Regions from separate parts of the Homo sapiens genome. Here region 2 is linked to region 1. A link is an interaction called in ENCODE POLR2A ChIA-PET data of the cell type or tissue named here. Cell type or tissue: Panc1. All regions are shown on one strand.

The links. ChIA-PET counts read pairs that join two places held together with the same protein. Peaks named below come from ENCODE experiments on the same cell type or tissue, not always from the same donor. Only the 100,000 strongest peaks of a DNase experiment are listed, where the experiment ranks them.
Region 2: POLR2A ChIA-PET joins it to region 1 with 5 read pairs; 2 of 35 experiments call an interaction of 5 or more read pairs at or near these places.

What each region holds. Positions count from the first base shown.
Region 1 is chr19:39,820,231-39,828,230 of GRCh38, forward strand. It overlaps DYRK1B (dual specificity tyrosine phosphorylation regulated kinase 1B), which reads right to left. Exons shown (of 11, transcript NM_004714.3): 7 at 7,280-7,426; 8 at 7,055-7,195; 9 at 6,442-6,757; 10 at 5,950-6,056; 11 at 5,120-5,856. The coding sequence ends at 5,485. Among named protein-coding and RNA genes, the nearest start is that of MIR6719, 5.6 kb to the right of the region's middle. RefSeq lists enhancers at 3,598-4,584, 4,053-4,442, 4,585-5,569. In Panc1, no CTCF peak of the experiment used is centred here; a DNase peak (open chromatin) is centred at 4,461; H3K4me3 peaks cover 1,986 bases; H3K27ac peaks cover 1,967 bases.
Region 2 is chr19:40,325,367-40,333,366 of GRCh38, forward strand. C19orf47 (chromosome 19 open reading frame 47) reads right to left here. Exons shown (of 9, transcript NM_001256441.2): 6 at 3,047-3,184; 7 at 968-1,120. Among named protein-coding and RNA genes, the nearest start is that of C19orf47, 19 kb to the right of the region's middle. RefSeq lists a silencer at 5,763-5,963. In Panc1, no CTCF peak of the experiment used is centred here; no DNase peak of the experiment used is centred here.

The DNA.
Region 1 (8,000 bases):
AGTCCTTCCAAGAAAATGGCTAAAATCACATCACTAAGAAGTGGGTTGGCTGGACGCAGTGGCTCACGCCTGTAATCTCAGCACTTTGGGAGGCCAAGGTTGGTGGATCACTTGAGCCCAGGAGTTCGAGAGCACTCTAGGAAACATGGTGAAACCCCATCTCTACAAAAAATACAAAAATTAGCCAGGTGTGGTGGTGCATGCTTGTGGTCCCAAGTACTCAGGAGACTGAGGCAGGAGGATCACCTGAGCCCAAGAGGTCTAGGCTGCAGTGACTCCAGCCAGGGTGACAGAGTCAGGCCCTGTTTAAAAACAAAAAAAAAGAAGAAGAAGAAGAAGAAAAAGAAGTGGAAGTGGGTTACTAATGTGTTTATTCATCTGACCGCCACTTCTTCAACAATTGTGAAAATTGTAATGCTGATGAACATGATGCTGATAATAATAGCTATCACATATTCAGTGCTTTGTGCCAGGCGCTTTACTAGTACTTTATTAGCTTCTGTGTGCCTTCATTTCCTCGTTTGTAAAATGGGAACAGTAGTAGTACCACATACGGTGACTGAGGATTAAATGAGCTAATACATAAAATGGTAAGATCTTAAAAAAATATTAGCTTGTTTCAGTTAGCTATTGCTGTGTAACAAAGCATCCTAAGCCACAGGGGCATAAAATAGCAACCATTTCTTTGCTCATGATTCTGCAATTTGGACAAGGCTCAAAGGGTCAGGGGATTTGAGATGGTTCATTCCTACTCCACATGGTGTCAACTGGAATGGGAGTTAGGCCATCCCAAGATGGCATCACTTGCACGCCTGCACATCAGCTAAAAGTTGGAACAGCCGCGGGCTGGGGCAGATCTATAGAAAGGGCAGGGCTCCAAGAGTAGAAGCAGAATCTGCCAGGTCTCTTAAAGCCTAGGCCTCCATTTAGTACAGCATCATCTTCATTGTATTTTTTTTTTTTTTTTTTTGAGAAAGAGTCTCACTCTGTCACCCAGGCTGGAGTGCAGTGGTATGATCTTGGTTCACTGCAACCTCCACCTCCCGGGTTCAAGTGATTCTCCTGCCTCAGCCTCCAGAGTAGGTGGGACTACAGGAGTGCACCACACCTGGCTATTTTTTTTTTTTTTTTTGTATTTTTAGTAGAGATAGGGTTTCTCCATGTTGGTCAGGCTGGTCTCGAACTCCTTTCCTCAAGTGATTCACCTGCCTCAGCCTCCCAAAGTGCTGGGATTACAGGCATGAGCCACCGCACCCAGCCTGCTTTCATTGTATTCTATTGGTCAAAACAAATCTCAGGGCCAGCTCAGATATAAGGAGAAGGAAGGAGACTCCACCTCTTGATAGGAAAAACAGCAAAGAATGTGTGGCTGTCTTCAATCACAGCTATTTTAATTCCACAGTAACAGCCTTGTCACTGGTCTCCCTACTTTAATCCTTAATGCCTTATAGTCAATTCCCCACACAGAAGCCAGAGGAGTCTTTTAAAGTACACTTTAGTGTGAAGAATTTTAGAAGGAAACACACACACACACATACACACACACACAAACACCTGACCACGCTCCTGTCCCCAGCTTAAAATTCTACAACTTCCCACTACATGTGGGGTAAACACCCAAACTCCTTATGGCATACACAAGGTCTGACCTCTTGCTCTGCATCAGCCTCTAGGCTCCAACCATCCCAAACTCTTATCTCTTAAAGGAGTTAATGCCTACTCCTTCATCACCTCAAACCTCATTTCCTAGGATCCGGATTTGATTTCCTATCAAGTATTCTTATAACACTCTCTACCTTTCTTGGTAATTTCACACGTGTGATTATTTGATAGTCTAAATTACTGTCCCTATTACTGTAGGTTCTATAGGGGTAGGGGAATATTTTGTTCTCTTCTGTGTTCCCAATGCTGAGGAGAAAGAAGAGGCAAGGTGAAATACTTGTTGAATATCTTGAGCCCTCAGAAAACTTTAAGGCAGCTCCTTGGAGTTCTGTAGAAAGGGGATCGGCAGAGTCCCCGCCATGCTGGGATCCAGATATGTGCTCTTCAATAGTTTATTTGATAAGTAGTTACTGAGCCCTAACTGTGTGCCAAGCACTTTTCTATGTGTTGGAGATAACGGAGGAAGTAGACAAAAGCCCCTTCCCTGATGAAGTCAACAGTCTCCTAGAGGTAAGGGTCAGGGGAGACAGACCATAAACACAGATAAATTCTACAGAGTGTTAAACAGTAATATGATTAATGCTAAGGATAAAGTTAAAGAAGCAAAGATAGATGTGACTATAAGTCACAAATTTAGAAGGGTGGTGAGGGAAGATCTCAGGAAGGCAGTGACATCTCAGGAGAGACCTAAAGAGGAAGGAACAAGTCTGGGCTATTTGATAGATGAGTTCTTTAGGCAAAGAAAAGAGCAAGCACAAAGGCCCTCGGGCCAGTGTGGCTGGAGCACAGGGAGTAAGAAGAGTAGATGATGTCAGAGAGGTGATGAGGGCAGACAATGCAGGGCCTTGCAGAGGACTCTGGGTTTTACCCCGAGCAAGATGTAGCCTTGGAAGTGTTCTGAGCGGGGGAGGGATATGACCTGATACAGGTGCTCACAGCATCCCTCCAGCTGCATGTAAGGAACACTCTGGGGGCAGGGGTGAGAGCAGAGAGATCACTGAGGAGCCTGCCATAATGGTCTGTGAAGGAGATAAGGGTGGACAGGAGTGAAGGTGGGGAGAAGTGGTCAGGTATATTAGCTGACAGACATGAATATAAGACAGAAAGAGGAGTAAAGGACAATTCCAGTGGTTTGGGCCTGGAGAGGATGGGGGGAGCATTTACTGAGATGAACATGCAGGGAAAAAATTTTGGGGAAAGGAGCAGGAGCTCAATTTGATCAAAATTACTCTGGAGATACCTCTAGATTACCAACAGGTTATGAGGAAGGCAGCCAGTCAGGAGCTCAGGGGAGAGATTCTGGGATGGACATAGAAATGTGACACATAATGGGAGGCCGAGGCAGGCAGATCACAAGGTCAAGAGATCAAGACCATCCTGGCCAACATGGTGAAATCCAGTCTCCACTAAAAATACAAAAATTAGCTGGGCATGGTGGCGTGTGCCTGTAGTCCCAGCTACTCGGGAGGCTGAGGCAGGAGAATTGCTTGAACCCGGGAGGCGGAGGTTGCAGTGAGCCGAGATCACGCCACTGCACTACAGCCTGGAGACAGAGTGAGACTCCGTCTAAAAAAAAAAAAAAAAAAAAAAAGTGACATATACATTTCCATGCCTCTCCCAAATTCCTCACAAGACCTACGTGATCTGGCCCTGCTGATGTCTCCTTGGTAAGTTAATGGTACGCGCGCACACACACACACACACACACACACACACACACACACACATCCTGGGCCCTCCCCTTCCTAGGTATTGATAATGGTCAAGTTACCTAAACTTTTCTGTCCTAGGTATCATTTACAAATGGGAGATCACATCAGCACCTGCCTCCTAGGATTGTTCATTCAAGACATTAGCCACTGAGCATCTGCTCTACGCGCTGGAGATATCCCTTCTCCACTCCTCTCCGCCTCCCCCTCCCACACAGCCTGTCAACCTTCTGGACGTCTCTCCCATCCCCTCTTGCCCTCCCTACGGTGGCCCCTGCCCTGATCCATTCCCAACACCTCTTGCCTAGGAATCTGTCACATCTGCCACCCTGGGTTTCCTGACCCCAGTCACTTTCCCGTTAATCTATTCTCATGTCACAGCAAACTGGGCCGTACCCCTTCCCTACTAAAAATCCTCCCATGGCTCTTCATTGCTCTCAGGACAAAATCCAAGGTCCCTAAATGATCAAGAAAATCTTCCACATCTCATTCATACAGAATTTTCAGTATGATCACCAACACCAGATCGCCTGCAGTCCATGTTCACACAACAGGCTGTTTCTCTCTGCCTTTGCGCAAACCATTCCACCACACCGCCCCCGACCCCCAAAACATCCTTCCGTCTTCAGGTCTCAGCTCAGACAGCTCCTAGTCTTCCGGGATGATCTTCCTACCAAGGTCTCCTCGGGTTCCCACCGCGTTCCATGCCGCCTCCATTAGTGAACATACATAGGTCCGCAACGGGGTCTTGCCTGTCTCTCCCACTGAGCGGGGCTTCCCGCAAGCCGGGCCAGGCACAGCGGCCAGTGATGTCCGCGTGCTGGGGCCTCTTCAGGCCTCGGCGTCTACTGCCCGCTCTGGAACTGTGAGCGACAACCGGCACTCTCTCCCGGGACGGCGCCGCACCCACCTTCTGCACACCTCGGAGACCTCAACACCTGCGCCAAAGCCACCCAGTCACAGCCTTCTCTCCCTCTCCTAAACACCATGAACATCCAGGCCCCGGGACCTCAGACTGCTCATTGGCTGCCTGAAAACCCGCCCCCAAGCCTGAGAGAAAAGAACTCTGGTTGCTGTAGTTCCCCAACGAACACCGCAGAAAGCGATTGCTAAGTAGAACTTCATTTCCCACAAAGCGCCGAGCCCCAGTGGTGGCAGACGGTACCCTTTGAACTGGGCTCTTGATTGGCCGGTTGGGAGACGTACATTTCCAAATTACCGTGGAAACAGGACCACTTACCTGGAACCCCGGGAAAATCTTTTTGTCTCAGAATCTCAAAACTCTTTGTTTCGCGATGATTCCAAAGAGCTGGACAGTACACGTGGGGACAGAGTCTGTACCTATTGTCTGCCTGTTCCCCAGATGGCACCAACAAAGCCTCCTAAGTGTACTCAGCTGCTACTGGACGCCTGCTTGGCATGAGGAGCCACTCTTGTGCTAAGTCTGCGGACGCCCCGGCTTATTAGGGCACCTGTTTCCCAGAGACAGGCCAGAGCTGAACCTTTACCCTTTCAGGGTCTATTTACCCAGGAAAAGGCAAATGTAGGCCAGGATCCTGTCCACGATCTATCTAGAATGCTGATGCCCCAGACCTGCAGACTCATGCCTGCAACACGCGCCACAGCTTCCCCACGAGACGTCTCCACACCAGAGCTCCTCCAGCACCCCCTCCGCAAACCCCCTTCCCCACCATGCCTCTGAGGGTCGGGTGAGGGGAGCCGAGGCCCTGCAAACGCTCAGGCAGGCATGTGAGAAAGCTCTTTACTGGGGGTACAGCGAGGAGGAGCAAGGCCATCTCCCCCTACCTGCCCCCACCCCCTCCTAGGGTCCTGGGGTGAGGGGGGGTCTTCCCTCCACCGGACCACCACTGTCTTTGGTACAATAAATAGAAAAAAAGGGGGAGAGGGGCCCAAGGGTCCAGTCCTTAGTGGGGAGGGAGCGGCCAAAACCCTCTCCTTGACCCCCCTGCCCCAGGCCCCAATCAGTGCAGGCCTCACCCACCCCAGCTGGGTAGCAGCAATTCCAGTCAAGGAGAGAGATGAGGATGGGAGCCCAGGGCCCCCAGATGGGGGAGGGTATGGCTTCAGGAGGGGCCCCAGGGAGGGGGCAGGGTCACGAGCTGGCTGCTGTGCTCTGGGGTACACCACGGAGGCCCAGGTGAGGCCCCAGAGTGGCAGGGTCATCAGGAGGCGGGAGGGGTGGACGACCTCCAGTCATCCGAGTCCGGAGGGCTGAGGCAGCCGGGTGCTGGGGGGCAGGCGCTGGGTGAGGTGGGGAGCAGTCAGCAGGGCCGCCCACCAGGCTCACATCCATCAGCTCCGGGGGTGGTGGTGAGGTTGGTGATGGGGGACGACCAAGGTATCGGGGCTGGGGGGGTAACTGGGCCCCGGTCCCAGGCAGTGACGAGGCAGAGGCAGGGGCTTGATGTGTCTTGTGGGGCACATCACCCCCTGCCCAGGGCCGCAGCGGCTGGGAGGGTGGGACCTAAAAAAGCAAAGGAGCCATGGGTGATGGAGACCCTGGTCTCTAAGCCCCAGGCACCACCACCCACCTCCAAAGCCCCCAAAGCCCCATTACCTGGGGGCTGTTCATCTCACAGTCTGTGATAGGGGGCCCAGGGCCCCCACAATATCGGTTGCTGTAGCGGTAGGTCCGGTTGTCACTGGAGGAGCCACTGGAGCCTCCTGGAAGTGCCAGGGAGGAGAGGTGAAGGGGCATAAGGTGAGAGAAGGTGGCGAGTGGGTTTTGGGATGGCTGAGGGAAGGTCACGGCCCAGGCTCAGGTTCAGGCTTCAAGAGCAGAGCCCATCTGAAGCACCGGGCCCAATTCTGAGATTCTGGGTTGGAATTCAGTTTTGGGTTTTAGAGTCAGAACCAGTTTCAGGGCTCTGAGCCCAATTTCAGTGATTGTGTCAGGGCCAGTTGGAGCTCTCCCATCCCACACGTCATCTTACAGTTCAGGATCAGTTTCGGCGCTTTGTGTGAAGACCCAGTAACCAGGTCCCCCAGGACAGGCCAAACCTGAGCAGCCCCCACCCGTTGTACCCCATTTGGGCACCTGGGCACCCACCAGAACTGGAGATGGAGCTGGCGGTGCTGGAAGAGGGGCAGGTGTCGAGGGGCGCGGGCGAGGTGGAGGCACTGCTGCCTGCCGGGCCCGTGTTGGTGGCCTCGTCGGCCGTGCGGCGGAAGAAGCCGTGCTGCAGAGCCCCCAGGGGGCTGATGCGGGCGGCGGGCTCATACTCCAGCATGCGCAGCACCAGGTCCTGGAAGCGGAGGTAGTCGGCGGGGCTGTGGCCCGGCTCCCCCGCCCGCCGGCCCCCGGGCCCGCCCGTCTGCACGCCCAGCACCTCCTGCAGCCGCCGTGTCCCGGGGCCCTGGTAATCCTGGCAGGGAGGGGGTGGGAGGGGGGGCAAGAGAGTGGCCGTCAGTGGGCAGGAGGGGCAGGGAGACACACACGGGGAAACAGAGGCACAAGAGAGAAAGTGGAAAGAAAAGCTAAGAAGAGTTGTGGGGTGGGAAGGAGAGATGGGAGATGGGGTGGGCAGGGGAGGAAGGAAAGGACAGACAAGGGGGAGTGGAAGGAAGGGAAAGACACAAGGGAGAGGGAGCAGGGGGAGAGAGCCCCAAGTGTGAGTGAGGGGCCACGGGGTGGGAGGAGTGGCATGGGGCAGGGGCCGCACCTTCCTGAGTTCTTTCGTCCTTCGTAGGGTCCAGCCACCCCCAGGCAGCCGTTCAAAGTACTTGCGAGCCTTGGGCGCCTGGTCCAGCATGGCGGCCGGTGGGATGCCCAGCACCTCCACAATGCGGTTCATCTGGTCGACCTGTGAGCAGGCAGGGGTCAAGGTCATCAGGCCAGCCAGGCTCCACCCCCTCCACCTCCAGCACACCCCTTCCTGGGGGCACACCTCATTGGAGCCACTGAAGAGGGGCTCTCCGGTGTGCATCTCCACAAGGATGCAGCCCAGGGACCACATGTCAATGGCCAGGTCGTAGGGTGTGCCCAGGAGCACCTCAGGTGAGCGGTAGAAGCGGCTCTGGATATACTGGTAGATCTGGGAAAAGGGTAATCGTCAAGGGACCCAGCCTCCCCTACTGGTCCCACTGACACCCCCAAAGCTAAGAGGACCCAACTGAGGACAGGCTTCTTGCTGACAAAATGGGGACTGAGGCTCCAAATCCTGCCATTATCAGCACCAATTTTCTGGGAGCCACTGGTGCCATCTTGTTTATCAATCTGGGGAGTCTGCTGGCCTAGACAGACCCTGATCTCCACCCCCAACCCGGATCCTGGGCCCTTCTGGGTCACCAGGCAGAGGCTGACATTCCATAAGCCCTATACCATCGTCACTTTTAGTGGCAGCTCATACAGAGCTGCAAAGTTGAAGCCTTCCACCTCCATCCTCAGCTTTAAGAACAGAGAAGACAAAAACTTAGCGAGGCAGCACCCCTGGCTCAAACCCAACCCAACTTCACCCTGTTCACATCTGGCAGCTTCAAAATGGGCCCTGCCCCTCAGGCTTCACCCTTCCCATCCTAGTGGGCAGTATATTCACACCCCCACCCCAAGCATTATCCCTCAGTTCCCACGGCTCCTAATAATCCCATCCCAGCCAAGCCCCGCCCCTA
Region 2 (8,000 bases), 510 kb after region 1:
CCTGTAATCCTAGCAATTTGGAAAGGTGAAGCAGGCAGATCACTTGAGCTCAGGAGTTTGAGACCAGCCTGGGCAACATGGCAAAACCCCCTCTCTACAAAAAATACAAAAATTAGGTGGGCATGGTGGCATGAGCCTGTAGTCCCAGCTACTCGGGAGGCTGAGGCAGGACTGCTTGAACCTGGGAGGTCGAGGAGACTGCAGTGAGTTGACAAGGTGCCACTGAACCCCAGCCTGGGTGATGAAGTGAGACCCTATCACAAAAAAATAAAAATTAAAACTAAAAAACAAAAAACTGCCTATATATGTGTTATGTATGTACCTAGATGCTGGTCTGGAAAGGTTAACAAGAGACGGGGATATGGGAGTGAGGGAAAAGAGTTTGTTTTTACTGAATATGTTTCTGTATCATCTGAAAGTGCTGGAGTTACAGGCATGGGCCACCGCGCCCAGCCTTTTTAATAGAGATAGGGGCTCACTATGTTGCACGCTTGAACTCCTAGGCTCAAGCAATCTTCCCACCTCAGACTCCCAAAGTGCTGGAATTACAGGTGTGCGTCACCACACCCGACCAAGAGATCATCTCTGTACTCCAAGTCAGAAGGCCTAGCTTTGGACTATATCTCCACTCGTCTCCTCTGGTTCATATTAACGGTGCCACTTTGGGGTATTTGCCCTTGGCCAAGCACAGCCACTCATTTTACAGCAGGCCATCACTCTATCGTTGCTCCTGCCCCTTGGGGAAGAGGTGCCAAGGGGCCCAGCTACACTAACTGCAGGATCAGAGGGCAGAGGTGATGTATTTCCCTCCTCTGCAGCCACCATCACTGTCCCCTTGGCCTACGGCTCCTGCATCCCCGTTAGAACCTGCTTCTCAGCCACCGTCTGTAGGATATGACGGGCCCTGTGTGATGCAGAGGGAGGGACATGGACCCCGCAGGGAAGCATGCCCCTGATGGGCCAGTACCTTTTGCAGCCTGCTGCTGCTCCAGGATCTTGCGGGTGCGGGGTGTGGTGCCTTTGGGCATGTTGATGACGTACTTCCCCTCCATCTCAGCAGTGACCCGGCGCCGCTTGGCAGGAACAGCCAGGCTCTCCTCCTCCCGGCGGGCCAGGGCTGCTGGGGGAAGAAAGCAGGGGTATCAGCACTCTCTGAGACAGAACGTTCTCCCAGGATGGAAGCTGGACACTAGGTGTCCTTTATCTCCACACATTCATGACTGGAATCCCTTACCTTCCCAACCACCCACATCACCACTGACCGAACCACAGAGAAACTCAGGTCTCTGTTACACGAGGTCACAGAAGGTGCTCAGAATCCCCAGGCTGTGGCAGGCCTCCCAGGCTTTCTGTGGCTCTGTCCCTATTCCAAGCAGGCTTCTGGCCCAGCCCAGCCCACATCCCCTCGGATGGGGAACCTGCTGGGTGGTGGAAAGGTTCTAGAGCTCCAAGCAGGCAGTGCTTTATGGCTGCACTCACTTGTCAACAAGCACTTGAGCTGTGTACACTTATGAGTGGTGGATTGTGCATAAGTTACACCTCAATTTAAAAAATGAATCCCCTCAAACGTGTTAAGGGTTAAAAGAGCCAGTTGCTCCCAGGCTCGCCATCTTCGCAATACTTTGTTACACTGATTTTAACTTTTTTTTTTTTTTTTTTTTTTGAGACTGAGTTTTTGTTCTTGTTGCCCAGTCTGGAGTGCAATGGCACGATCTCAGCTCACTACAACCTCTGCCTCCTAGGTTCAATCGATTCTCCTGCCTCAGCCTCCCAAGTAGCTGGGATTACAGGCATGCGCCACCACGCCCAGCTAATTTTTGTATTTTTGGTAGACATGGGGTTTCACCATGTTGGTCAGGCTGCTCTTGAACTCCTGACCTCAGGTGATCCGCCCACCTCGGCCTCCCAAAGTTCTGGGATTACAGGTGTGAGCCACCCCGCCCAGCCTTTTTTTTTTTTTTTTTAAATGTAGAGACAGGGTTTCATCATCTTGTGCAGGTTGGTCTTGAGCTCCTGGGCTCAAGTGATCCTCCTGCCTCAGCCTCCCAAAGTGCTGGGATTATAGGCGTGAGCCACCATGCCCAGCCTGATTTTAACTTTTTTGCTTGTGGCACACAAATCAAAGGCCAGAAGAGGGTGAGGCACTTCCAAACCTGCAGGACAAAGGGGAGACTTTGTGATGGAGGTGGACGGGGCGTGATAGGAGTGGGTGTCAGAAACATGAAGCGCCCTGGGCCTCAGTTTCCACATTTGCCTTATGACACCATGAGGTCATTGCTGTGGGGATGGGTCCAGCAAAGGCTTAAGAGCATGGTGGACGGGAAGGCCTGGGAGCCCAGTGACTGCAGGCCCATTCCCAGCTCTCAAGCTGAGACCTGGAGGAGGACAGAGGCCAACATGGAGCAGTCTGGGAAGGAAGAGTGCTCAGGCCAAGGGGTCACCAGGAGCAAAGGCCCCATGATGGGAAGGAGGCTGGAGGGGAGCAAGCGAGCATGCAAAGTGGGGCGATGCAAGAGATGAATCTACATGATGCAGGGCCCTACAGACCATGTGGGGAAGATGGCCTTTATTACTGGAATAATGGGGAGCCCCGGAGAGTTACAGCCCAGGGGGTTACAGGATCAGACTGAAGGTTTTCAAGGATGGATCCCTTGGCTGCTAAGAGGAGGCAAGAGGTTCTTAACCTATGACCCCAGGCATCAAGCACAGAGCTGTGCACAAGTAGGGGGCTCGGTGAAGACCTGTTCACAAAGCGTGAACCCCTGAGTGAGAAGGCAATGCACACATGCCTCAACACACCAACTCAGGTGCTTCTGTCCATCCTCCTGGGTGGGGTATCGCCACCCCCCATGCTACAGATGAAGAAAGTGAGGCCCACAGACGTATGGCACCTTGACCAAGTTTACAGAGGTGATTCAGGTTCAAATGTTTTGTATACCTTGTGGCCTTCAAAGCACCTTACAATATTGGAAGCATGACCCCCAACACCTCCTACCAACCCACGTTCCCCTCCAGCTCCTCCTACCACCTGCCCATGTTCCCTCACCAGTGGCCTTGGCACTCTTTGCTGCCATCTTGTTGGACACAGTGACCGAGATCTTGGAGGTGCTGGTGTCCGGGCGCCTGGGGGGTGTGCTGGGTGGAGAGTCATGGTTCAGGCTGTTGGTGATCATTCGGGAGGCAGCTGTGGGGAGAAAAGGAGAGTCCGGTCGGGTGGGGTCCTGGAAGACAGGCCTCAATCCAGCAGTCTCAGGGTCAGGATGGAGAAGGTGAGGCTTGAGACTGAATGAGAAGGTCAGCGGGTATCACCCTGTAACTGCATGGTACTCGTGATGGGGATGCTTGGGGGCAGGGTGGGCTGCATCTCCCCAGGAACTAGCCCATCCCTCCCTATCCTGGGAGCCTTTCCTGAGGCTCTAGACCACACTAGTTCTGATCACACCTCACCCATCAGTCACCCAGCCTCGTGCTGAGTTCGCTTCGCCCCTCCCGGAGCTGCTTCAGCCATGCTGGTCTCCAGGATCTTCCTCACCTAGCAAGTAGGCGCTTCCTCAGGGTCCCTGCTGTTCCTTCTGCCTGGCATGCAGTTCCCCAAGCACAGCGGAATTGCTGCGTCTCATCATTCAGGCCTCCTCTCTGATGGCAACTCCTCAGAGAAAACTTCCCTGACCACCCCATCAAAAACAGCACCTCCTCAACCTCTATCACCCTTACCCACTTTCATTTTCTTCACAGCCCTTACAACTGCTTGACATTAAACTCTATTTGTTTACTGGTAAACTCACTCACAAGAACATAAGCTCCACGAGGAGGCTGTGTCTGTTTACTGCTGTATCCCAGTGCCTAAAGTGGTTTCTGAGGACAGGCACAAGGGCGCATGCCTGTAATCCCTGCACTTTGGGAGGCCTAGGGGGATGGATCACTTGAACCCAGTTCAAGACCAGCCTGGGCAACATGGCAAAATCCCATCTCTACCAAAAATACAAAAAATCAGCCAGGCATGGTGGCATGTGCCTGTAGTCCCAGATACTCAGGAGGCTGAGGCAAGAGAATCACTTGAGCCCAGGAGGTCAAGGCTGCAGTGAGCTGTGATCGCACTACTGCACTCCAGCCTGGGCAACAGAGTGAAACCCAGTCTCAAAAACAGGGGGGAAAAAGAAAGAAAACTACATTAAACCATCACAGAACATTTAATAAAACGTGACCCCCAAGCACCCAGCACCCAGGCATCATGACATTATTGGTACCCAGAAGTCCCAGGACAGATCCTTCCCTATCAGACCTCCTCCCTCTCTGCAGGAAGAAATTCTTGGTTTTCAGGCCTGCTCTCTCTCCTCTGTTAATAATATACCCCAGCACTTCTTCAGACATTTTTCAGGTTGGATGGGTGGCTTTATGTCTAATGGCTGCAAACTCTCTGGCTATGCAGAATCTGTCCTGTGAGAGCCTCCATTCACAATACTCTTTACCTAGCTGAGTGCAATAGGATCAGGATTTTCTGCTATAAAAGGCAAGCTGTTAAGAGGGCCCTACCTGTCCTGCTGTACCCAGAGGGAAATCTGCAGCTGAAAAGATGTCAGGAATGTGATGCTTTATTGTCATGACAGGCAAGCCCCATTTGGGTGGCGGTTAAGCAACCAACTCTGTCTTTACTCTGTCTTGCATTTGCGTTGCAGTCAGGATATCAGAATACAAAGAACTGTTCTCTTTCCCACTCCTGACAGACACATCATTCAATGTTCTAAAGTGTGTAAAAGTGATCATCTCAGGAATGTTTTTAGAGCATTCTTCCCACCCCTTTCTTTCTTTGCCTGTTTCCCCTTCTCTTTTTATTTATTTATTTTCATTTACTTTCCCTTTCTTTTTTTTCTTTTTTTTTTGAGACAGAGTCTCGCTCTGTCGCCCAGGCTGGAGTGCAGTGGCGCGATCTTGACTCACTGCAAGCTCTGCCTCCCAGGTTCACACCATTCTCGTGCCTCAGCCTCCCGAGTAGCTGGGACTACAGGCGCCCATCACCATGCCCGGCTAATTTTTTTGTGTATTTTTAGTAGAGATGGGGTTTCACCATGTTAGCCAGGATGGTCTCGATCTCTCGAGGTCTGACCTCATGATCTGCCCACCTTGGCCTCCCAAAATGCTGGGATTACAGGCGTGAGCCACCATACCCGGCCCTCTTTTTTTTTTTTTTTTTTTTTTTTGAGACAGGGTCCCACTCTGTTGCCCACGATGATGGAGTACAGTGGTGCCATCATAACTCACTGCAGCCTCAAAGTCCTGGGCTCAAGCAATCCTCCCACCTCAGCCTCCCAAGCCTCCCACAGCTAATTTACTAATTTTTGTAGAGACAGGGTCTCACTATGTTGCCCAGGCTGGTCTCAAATGCCTAGCATCAAGTGATCTTCCCACCTGGGCCTCCCAAAGTGCTGGGATTAAAGGCATGGGCCACCATACCCAGCTGAACATTTCATTTATAAAGATTTGAAAGACTGGTAAAACTAATGTGTGCTGTTAGCAATCAGGGTAGTGGGTACCCTGGAGACAATGTGGTGGCTGGGAGGGGGCACAGGGGGATTCTGGCAGGCTGGTCATGTTTCCATTACTGGATTTGGGTGCTGGCTACATGGGTGTCCCATCTGTGAATGGCACCCCACTGTAATATTATGGGTGAATGCTTTTCTGAATGTATGTTATGGAGGAGTGTTGCAGAAACGAACCCTAATTTGCTCAGCTTCTTTGCATCCACATCTTTGGGTAGGCCCTACCCACAATGACTGTGGACTTAGCCATGTAACTTGCTTTGGCCAACAGGACAAGAGCAAATGTTGTGCAAGCAGTGGCTTAAGAGGTGCTTTGCACACTGGGGCCAGCCCTCTTCTGCTGCTTTTAGGAACCCTGCAACCACCACTGTGAACAAGCCCAGGCTAGCCAGCTAGATAATTATGGACACGTAGCCAAGTCACCCTGTGGGCCCAGATAACATCAGGACAACCATCAGATATGTGAATGCGGCCGTCAACCCGGCTTCAACCTAGCTGCCAGGTGACCACTAAAATCAGCTGAGCTGGCCTAGAGCAGAACTGACCAGCCAACCCACAAAATCATGAGAAATAAACACCCATGTTTTAGCAAGACATGGTGGCTTGTGCTTGTAATCCCAGCTATTCAGGAGGCTGAGGCAGGAGGATCACTTGAGCCCAGGACTTTGAGGCTACAGTGAGCTATGACTGCACCACTACACTCCAGCCTGGGCAACAGAGTGAGACTCCCATCTCAAAAAATAAAAATACATGTCTGTGTTTTAAAGCACAGTTTTGGGCGGCTTAGTTATCAGCAAAGGGAAGCTAATGTGTATATTAAAATTTTAAAGTTTATTTTTAAAAAAGGTATCTGTCGGGTGCGGTGGCTAATGGCTGTAATCCCAACACTTTGGGGGGCCAAGGTGGGTGGATCACCTACAGTCAGGAGCTCGAGACCAGCCTGGCCAACATGGTAAAACCTCATCTCTACTAAAAATAACAAAAATTGGCTGGGCATGGTGGCAGGCACCTGTAATGCCAGCAACTCAGGAGGCTGAGGCAGGAGAATCGCTTGAACCCAGGAGGTGGAGGTTGCAGTGAGCCAAGATCATGCCATTGCACTCCAGCCTGAGCCACAAAAGCGAAACTCCATCTCAAAAAAAAAAAAAAATGGTATCATACTGCTTTTAAAAACCAAAAATAGCCAGGTGCAGTGGCTCATGCCTGCACTTTGGGAGGCTGAGGCAGGTGGATCGTTTGAAGTCAAGAGTTCAAGACTAGCCTGGCAAATGTGGCAAAACTCTGTCTCTACTAAAAATACAAAAATTGGCTGGGCATGGTGGCACACACATGTAATCCCAGATACTTGGGTGACTGAGGCACAAGAATCACTTAACCTGGGAGGCAGAGTTTGCAGTTAGCTAAGCGTGCCATCGCACTCCAACGTAGGCAACACAGCGAGACTATCTCAAGGGAAAAAAAAAAAGGTCAGGTGCAGTGGTGGCTCACGCCTATAACCCCAGCACTTTGGGAGGCTGAGGCGGGTGGATCACCTGAGGTGTTCAAAACCAGCCTGGCCAACAGGGTGAAATTCTGTCTACTAAAAATACAAAAATTAGCCAGGCGTGGTGGCAGGCACCTGTAATCCCAGCTACTCGGGAGGCTGAGGCAGGAGAACTGCTTGAACCCGGGAGGCGGAGGTTGCACTGAGCCAAGGTCGCGCCACTGTACTCCAGCCTGGGCAACAGAGGGAGACTCCATCTCAAAAAAAAAAAAGAAAAAGAAAAAATATAAATACAGTCAATACTCATCATTCATAGATTCCATATTTGCAAACTTGCCTACTCATTCAAATGTATTTGTAACCCCAAAATCAATACAGCAGTGCTTTCACTGTCATTCACAGACACACACAGAGAACATTTTGAGTTGCTCCAGACACGTTCCCAAATGAGGACAAAGAAGGCATTCTCACCCTCTTATTTCAGGTCCCGCTCTGTAAACAAGCATCCTTTGCCCAGTCTACTTGATGTCATGAATGTGAACATTTTTCACATTTTTGTTGGTGATTTTGCTGTTTAAAATAGCCCCCTGGACGGGAGCAGTGGCTCACGCCTATAATCCCAGCACTTTGGGAGGCCGAAGCAGGCAGATCACTTGAAGTCAGGAGTTCGAGACCAGCCTGGCCAAGATGGTGAAACCCCGTCTCTACTAAAAATACAAAAATTAGCCGGGTGTGGTGACAGGTGCCTGTAATCCCAGCTACTTAGGAGGCTGAGGCAGGAGGATCGCTTGAACCCGGGAGGTGGAGGTTGCAGTGAGCTGAGATCGTGCCACTGTACTCCAGCCTGGGCAACAGAGACTCCATCTCAAAATAAATAAATAAATAAGAAAATAAATAAATAAATAAATAAATAAATAAATAAAATGGCCCTCAAAGCACAGTGTTGAAGTGCTGTCTGGCTTCCTAAATGTAAGAAGGGT